Linked DNA regions of Homo sapiens: region 1 is linked to region 2. A link is a contact called in ENCODE Hi-C or POLR2A ChIA-PET data. All regions are on one chromosome and are shown on one strand. The core of a region is the stretch at or near the end of the contact, and the rest is flanking DNA. Distances in the headings are between cores, read along the strand shown.

Region 1 (2,743 bases), core at 177-2,676, 72 kb before region 2:
TCCAGACAAAACTGTTTCAGACATGTGGGGAGATGGGGAGCTACACACAGAAGCTGGTGGAAGCCACAGGTACAGGGAGACGGGGAATCCCTGGCCATCAGAGAAACAGGGCCACAGGTGGTGGAAGATAAGGGTGGTCAGTGCCGGTTCTAGGGAGGGACTGTGTAGCCAGGGAGCAGGAGGAGCAATGGACCCGGGACTTGGACGATGGCAGGGGCGCAAAGAGCTAGAAAGACATCTCAGGGCTCTACACCTCACAGCAAGCAGAGACTTAGTGGGTGTGTATGAGAGGGACGCTAACTCACACTTCCAGGAATGAGTAATTCTTATGAATAGCTCCTCCGTTCCCAGAACTGAAGAGGAGGACAAGGGGGAGGTCCGAGGCGCCCACCGCCCTCCCAGCTGGGTCTGCCTCTCAAGTCAGAGGGACCAGCTCCCCACACGCACCAGGCGAGACCGATGTCTTCCGCCCCACTCCTGTCAGTCTGCAGCCGGCGCGGCTCCGGGTCCCCGCCGCCCCTCTGTGCACATCAGGGCCCCGGGCCCCCGACGGCGAGGAGGGGTGCCGACCCAGGGCGGCCGCCGGGAGCCCCGCTGACAGGCACAGGGGAGGGGGAGCCAAGGGAGGGGCCGGGACGCCGGTAGCCGGAGCGGCGCGCTGCAAAGTGAGCCAACACCGCCCATCCCCGCGCTCTGGGAGAAGGCGGTCCGAGGGGACCGCCTCCCACCTCCCCAACACAGACTCCCGCAACTGGGGTGAAGGCGGAGGGGCGCGGAGTTCCCAGCCCCCACGCCCTCCCCAGACGCAGCCAGCACTGCCATAACAACCAGAATCTCGGCAACTCCAGCCCCGACGCCGAGGGGGCACTGCCCCCCAACACGCACGCGGCAGCAACAGCCCTCCTTCCCCAAACTTGTCCGAGACGCCGCGTCCGAGGCAGTAGCCTTCAGCCCTGGCCCCCCGCGCCCTGCCCGGCTTACCTGTCCGGAAAAAGGCGTCCACGTCCGAGTCTGCTGCTCCTCCTTCCTCCGCTGCTCCCTCAGGGGGGTTCATGACTGTGGGAGGGCGTCCGCGGGCAGCCGGGAGCCGAAGAAGCCTGGGGCCGAGGGCTGCTCGGCGCCCGGTGGGCGGAGGGCGCGGGGCGCAGCTGCTGCGGCCGCAGAGCTGGCGGCCGCGGAGCTTCGAGGGCGGGCGTTGGGCGGCGGGGCTGGGGCAGAGGACGCTGAGCCTCCCTCAGGCGGAGGCGCGCGGCGGGCTGGGGGTGCCTGCCGCCAGCTCCCCCATGGTACCCCTTCCCCAGGGCGCTGGCCGCCTGCTGTCTGGCTGGGGCCGGGGCCCGGGGCCGGGGTGCGGGCTGCCTGGGCGCCCGCTGTCCCCCAGCAGCGGCAGCTGGCTCTCCTGCTCGCCCGTCTGCCTGTCTCTATTGTTCAGCCCTGCTCCGCTCTCTCCTCTTTATTTTTCCTCCTCCCTCCCACCCTCCCTGTCTCCCTACCTCCTCCCTCCCTCGCTCACTCGCTCACTCGCTACCTCCCTCCTTCGCTCGCTCGCTCTCTAGCTCCCCCTCTGGCTCCCGCCGCCGCCGCCGCCGCAGCAGCCGCCTCCCCAGCTCCTCCCCCGGCTCCCGCTCCCTCAGTCCCGGCCAACAATGACCCCGGGAGCGCCGAGCTGAATTGAAGCTCCGGCCGGGGCCGAGGGCTCGCTGCGGGCCCCCGGCGGCGCCTACGCCCCCAGTCCCAGCGGCCCCGCGCCGGCCTCCCGGGGAGCGGAGCCCGAGTCCCGAGCTATTGTTCGAGGCTGTGCTAGGCCGGCTTCCTGAGCTCCGCAGGAAAAGCCCGGGCCAGGGAGGGGGCGGGGCCGCCGGGCGAGCCCGGGGCTGCAGGGCACACGCCAGGCTTGTCCAGGGGGCTCTGCGGCCCGGGCGCTGCGCGCTCAGCTTCTCCGCTCGCGCCGCCGGTGCTCCTCCCGGCCCCGCGGCCACCTCCTCCGTCCACTCCACTCCCAGGTGTGTGAGGGGACCACCAGGCTGCCCGCCCGCCTTCTCTGGATCTTCAGATCGGTCTCCAAGCTGGACTGACCTGTCCCTAGAGGCCGGCCTTTCTTCCCCTCCTTCCTGACGAGCTCTCTTCTGTCTCCCTGCCCTCCTGAGCCTCTCACATTTTCCTCACCAGCTCGCCACAGTTTCTCTCCTTTTTATCTTTTCTCGTCCTTTTCCCCTTTTCAGCGCCCCTTTAAACATCTCCGCCTGTCTCTGTGACTCTTTGTCCAGTTTAATGCTCCTGTGATGTCTCCCTGCCTATCTCTCCCTCCCTCCGTCACTCTCTTGTCCCTCGTTTGTCTCTGTCCTGCCTCCGTACTTGGCCCGTATCTCCGCGCTCCTCTTGGACAGCTGTCAAAACTCTCTAATCCCTGGGGCCTTCTCGGTTTTGTTCTCCCTCATGTGAATGGAGAGATCCAGTTGGCCAGGAGGAAGGAGGTGTTACAGCAAGCTGAATTTCAATTAAAGTGGGGAGAGGGGCTGGGGAGGAATGGGGATGGCTGCAAAAAAGAAAACAGATGCTGTATGGGGTAATTAATGCGGTGATTGTATTGTGCCCATCAGTTTTTAAGCAATAATTAAACAATAATTAGCCAGTAGTGTGTTTATGGTTCTAGTGACTACAGAGCCCACCAAACAGAGGGTCTTTAAGACCTGAGTACTTAATAAGGTCTGCTGAGCGCTGTTCGCTGTTGCCTCATCCAGAC
Region 2 (2,799 bases), core at 259-2,758:
AGAGAAAACACGCATGTTACAGTAATACCTATTATTTCATATTGTCGTAATACATTTATACATATATATGTAGGTGGAAAAAATCTTGAAGGGAATGCACCAAGCTGTTCAAAGTGATAACTCATGGGTAATGGGGTTATGGGTGGTCTTTTCCTTTTTGCTTATCTATATTTTCTAAAATAAACATGTATTAAGAAAAATCAATATGAATTCAAAAAATATCAACTTAACTAAAAAAAACCCCTTAATTTCAGGTGAATATGTCAGCAAGTTATGAAGTTATGTGAGGGCTGGGGAAGGAAAGGAGAGGTTTTCACAGTTTGATCTAATTCAAAACTAAATCTGTGAAATACTCATTTCCTAAAATCACTCAGGATAAGTGTGTGATATTTTGGTGGACATATTTTAGTTCCTGGGCTTTGACATTAATTGTAACAGACTTTTAAAGCGTAGCTCTTTTCTCCATTAAAAAGAAATGAGGCCGGGCATGGTGGCTCACCACTGTAATTCCAGCACTTTGGAGGCCAAGGCGGGCGGATCACCTGAGGTCAGGAGTGTGAGACCAGCCTGGCCAACAGGGTGAAACCCTGTCTCTACTAAAAATACAAAAATTAGCCGCGTGTGGTGGCACGCACCTGTAATCCCAGCTCTTCAGGAGGCTGAGGCAGGAGAATCGCTGGAACCCAGGAGGCAGAGGTTGCAGTGAGCTGAGATTGCGCCACTGCACTCCTGCCTGGGTGACAGTTGAAATGGAATAAACTGAGTTATCTCTCTTCAACTTGATTTAAATCATTAACCCAAAACTCAATGCCTTAAAAACCAATGACTAAAATCCTCATTAAAATGAGTGCACATGCCAATACTAAGAATGTTGTGTCATTTTTCATCAAAAGTAATTACCTCAACATAAGAGGAGACAAGTACGCATGGAAGTAAACCCAAAATCCCAACTAATGAACACCGTTCTGAGATCAGTGGCCACAGGGAATAATTCTGCAATTTCCATCACACGCAAAGGTAACAACCCCGAGGTCTTATTTTTATAGAATATCAAGAACAAAATCTTCCAAAAGGCACACGATGCCAAACTAAAAATAAAGAGCGAAAACCCAAAAAGTCGCGCTCAATTCCTTCTGAAACCTATTCGCCTCCTACCCCTGTCCCATCCTCTGGCGCTGGCGGGTCCTCGTCCCCGTTTTCCCCACCGCAAGTCCTGGAACCTCCGCTTAACTCTTTTCTCGGCGGCTCCGCCCCGGCCCCGCCCCAGCCATGCCTTGGCCCCGCCCCGTTCGCCGTTTATTGGCTTCTCCCAACCCCTGCCGGTGGGTGACAAGCCGGGAAGCTTGGAGGGGTCTATTGCGTACGCCCAAGGCGCTGGGCCTGGAGCAGGAGAAAGGGAGTGGAGGCGCGTCGGAGACTATGAAGCGCGGCATTCGGCGGGATCCTTTCCGGAAGCGGAAGCTCGGCGGGCGGGCCAAGAAGGTCCGGGAGCCCACGGCGGTTAATTCTTTTTACCGTGAGGCTTCACTTCCCTCGGTCTGGGCTTCTCTGAGGCGGCGAGAGATGGTCAGGTCTGGAGCTCGACCGGGCCAGGTGAGGGCTGAGGACCTGAGGAGTCCGCTGTGGGGATGGAGAGGGACAGGGGGGTTTTCGGGCCAGGAACTTGTAAAACTCTGCTCGAAAAAAGACAAAGACAATGCGGCGACATTAAAGTGCTGGGACAGAGGTGCAGGGAACACCTAATCTTCCCGTCGTAACACGGCCGCTCGGTCTCTAGATGTTTCTGTTTAAATCGTCGTAGCCCTAGTCTAGAGCGCCGGCTTTGGGGTCAGGCCCGGGTTCGAGTCCCAGCCTTCGCCGCTGCGTCGAGTGACTTAACCTCTCCTAGCTTCAGTCACCTGCAGATTGAGAGTCTACTACTTTTTACTGCTCAGAACTTCCTATTCCTTAGCTGCAAAATAGGCAGAAATAAGCATAAAATCCTGTCTCAAAGAATTGAGAAGGTTAAATAAGAGAACCCGGTAAAAACATCGATCACACAGTTGTTGTAGACATACAACAAAATTTAGTTCCCTTTAAAACACGTAGTTTGCCACCATCTTAATGATAACAGCAGCCAACATTTAGATAGGACTTATGTGGCAGATGCTACTGTAAGTGCTTTTATGTATTACATAGAATAACTCATTTAATAGTCACGATATCCTTATGAGGTAAGTACTATTATCCCTATTTTATATATGAGGAAATCGAGGGCTGGAGGATTCAAATAACTTGGCAGTTACACAGCTGTGGAAACAAGATTCAGACTCACAAAACTGATGCCAGAGTCCATTCTTCTTTTAAACATTTTACCTAGTAGATGTATGACTTTGAACAAACCACTTTTCTGAAATTTAGGTTCCCACCTCACAAATAATAACTCACAGGGTATGGATTAAGTGAAAATGAAAGACCTTAGCACACTGTAAGTCATTCTACAAAGGCAGTATTATCTTGTACTTGTTGGTAGGAGATATGACTACTAAGAAATGCTTATATGATTCTCAAATAGCAAAATTAAAAGTTTAATGATAATAACCTCGTAGAAGTAAGTGTAAAATAAAGCAAACTGATTCTCCTGTATTGTGATTAGGACACTCCTTTTGGAGAGCAGCTTTGCAGTTTGTATCAAGGGTTATTAAATTGCTAATAACCTTTCACCAAATAATTTTCTTTTTAATCCTAAATATAAAAAGGCTGTTTTCAGTAGATAGAAAGGCTTATTCCAGGTTTGTTTTTTTAATTGTGAAAAATATG

The links. A loop is a pair of places that touch in the nucleus more often than their neighbours do. ChIA-PET counts read pairs that join two places held with the same protein, here RNA polymerase II (POLR2A). Pooled maps may share reads with other maps.
Region 1: a loop to region 2 is called in a map of gastrocnemius medialis, with 6 times the contacts of the local background. The contact joins the promoter of KALRN here to the promoter of CCDC14 in region 2. A Hi-C loop is called at or near these places in 4 of 168 maps with a recorded cell type or tissue (PC-3, endothelial cell of umbilical vein, gastrocnemius medialis and 1 more) and 15 of 50 pooled maps. POLR2A ChIA-PET finds 5 or more read pairs at or near these places in 7 of 52 experiments (A549, GM12878, Panc1 and 2 more).

What each region holds. Positions count from the first base shown.
Region 1 is chr3:124,032,052-124,034,794 of GRCh38, reverse strand. It overlaps KALRN (kalirin RhoGEF kinase), which reads right to left and starts at 1,426. Exons shown (of 60, transcript NM_001388419.1): 1 at 982-1,426. The coding sequence starts at 1,054. RefSeq lists a silencer at 1,451-1,910.
Region 2 is chr3:123,959,938-123,962,736 of GRCh38, reverse strand. It overlaps CCDC14 (coiled-coil domain containing 14), which reads left to right and starts at 1,508. Exons shown (of 13, transcript NM_001366335.1): 1 at 1,508-1,593. The coding sequence starts at 1,564. RefSeq lists a silencer at 1,190-1,500.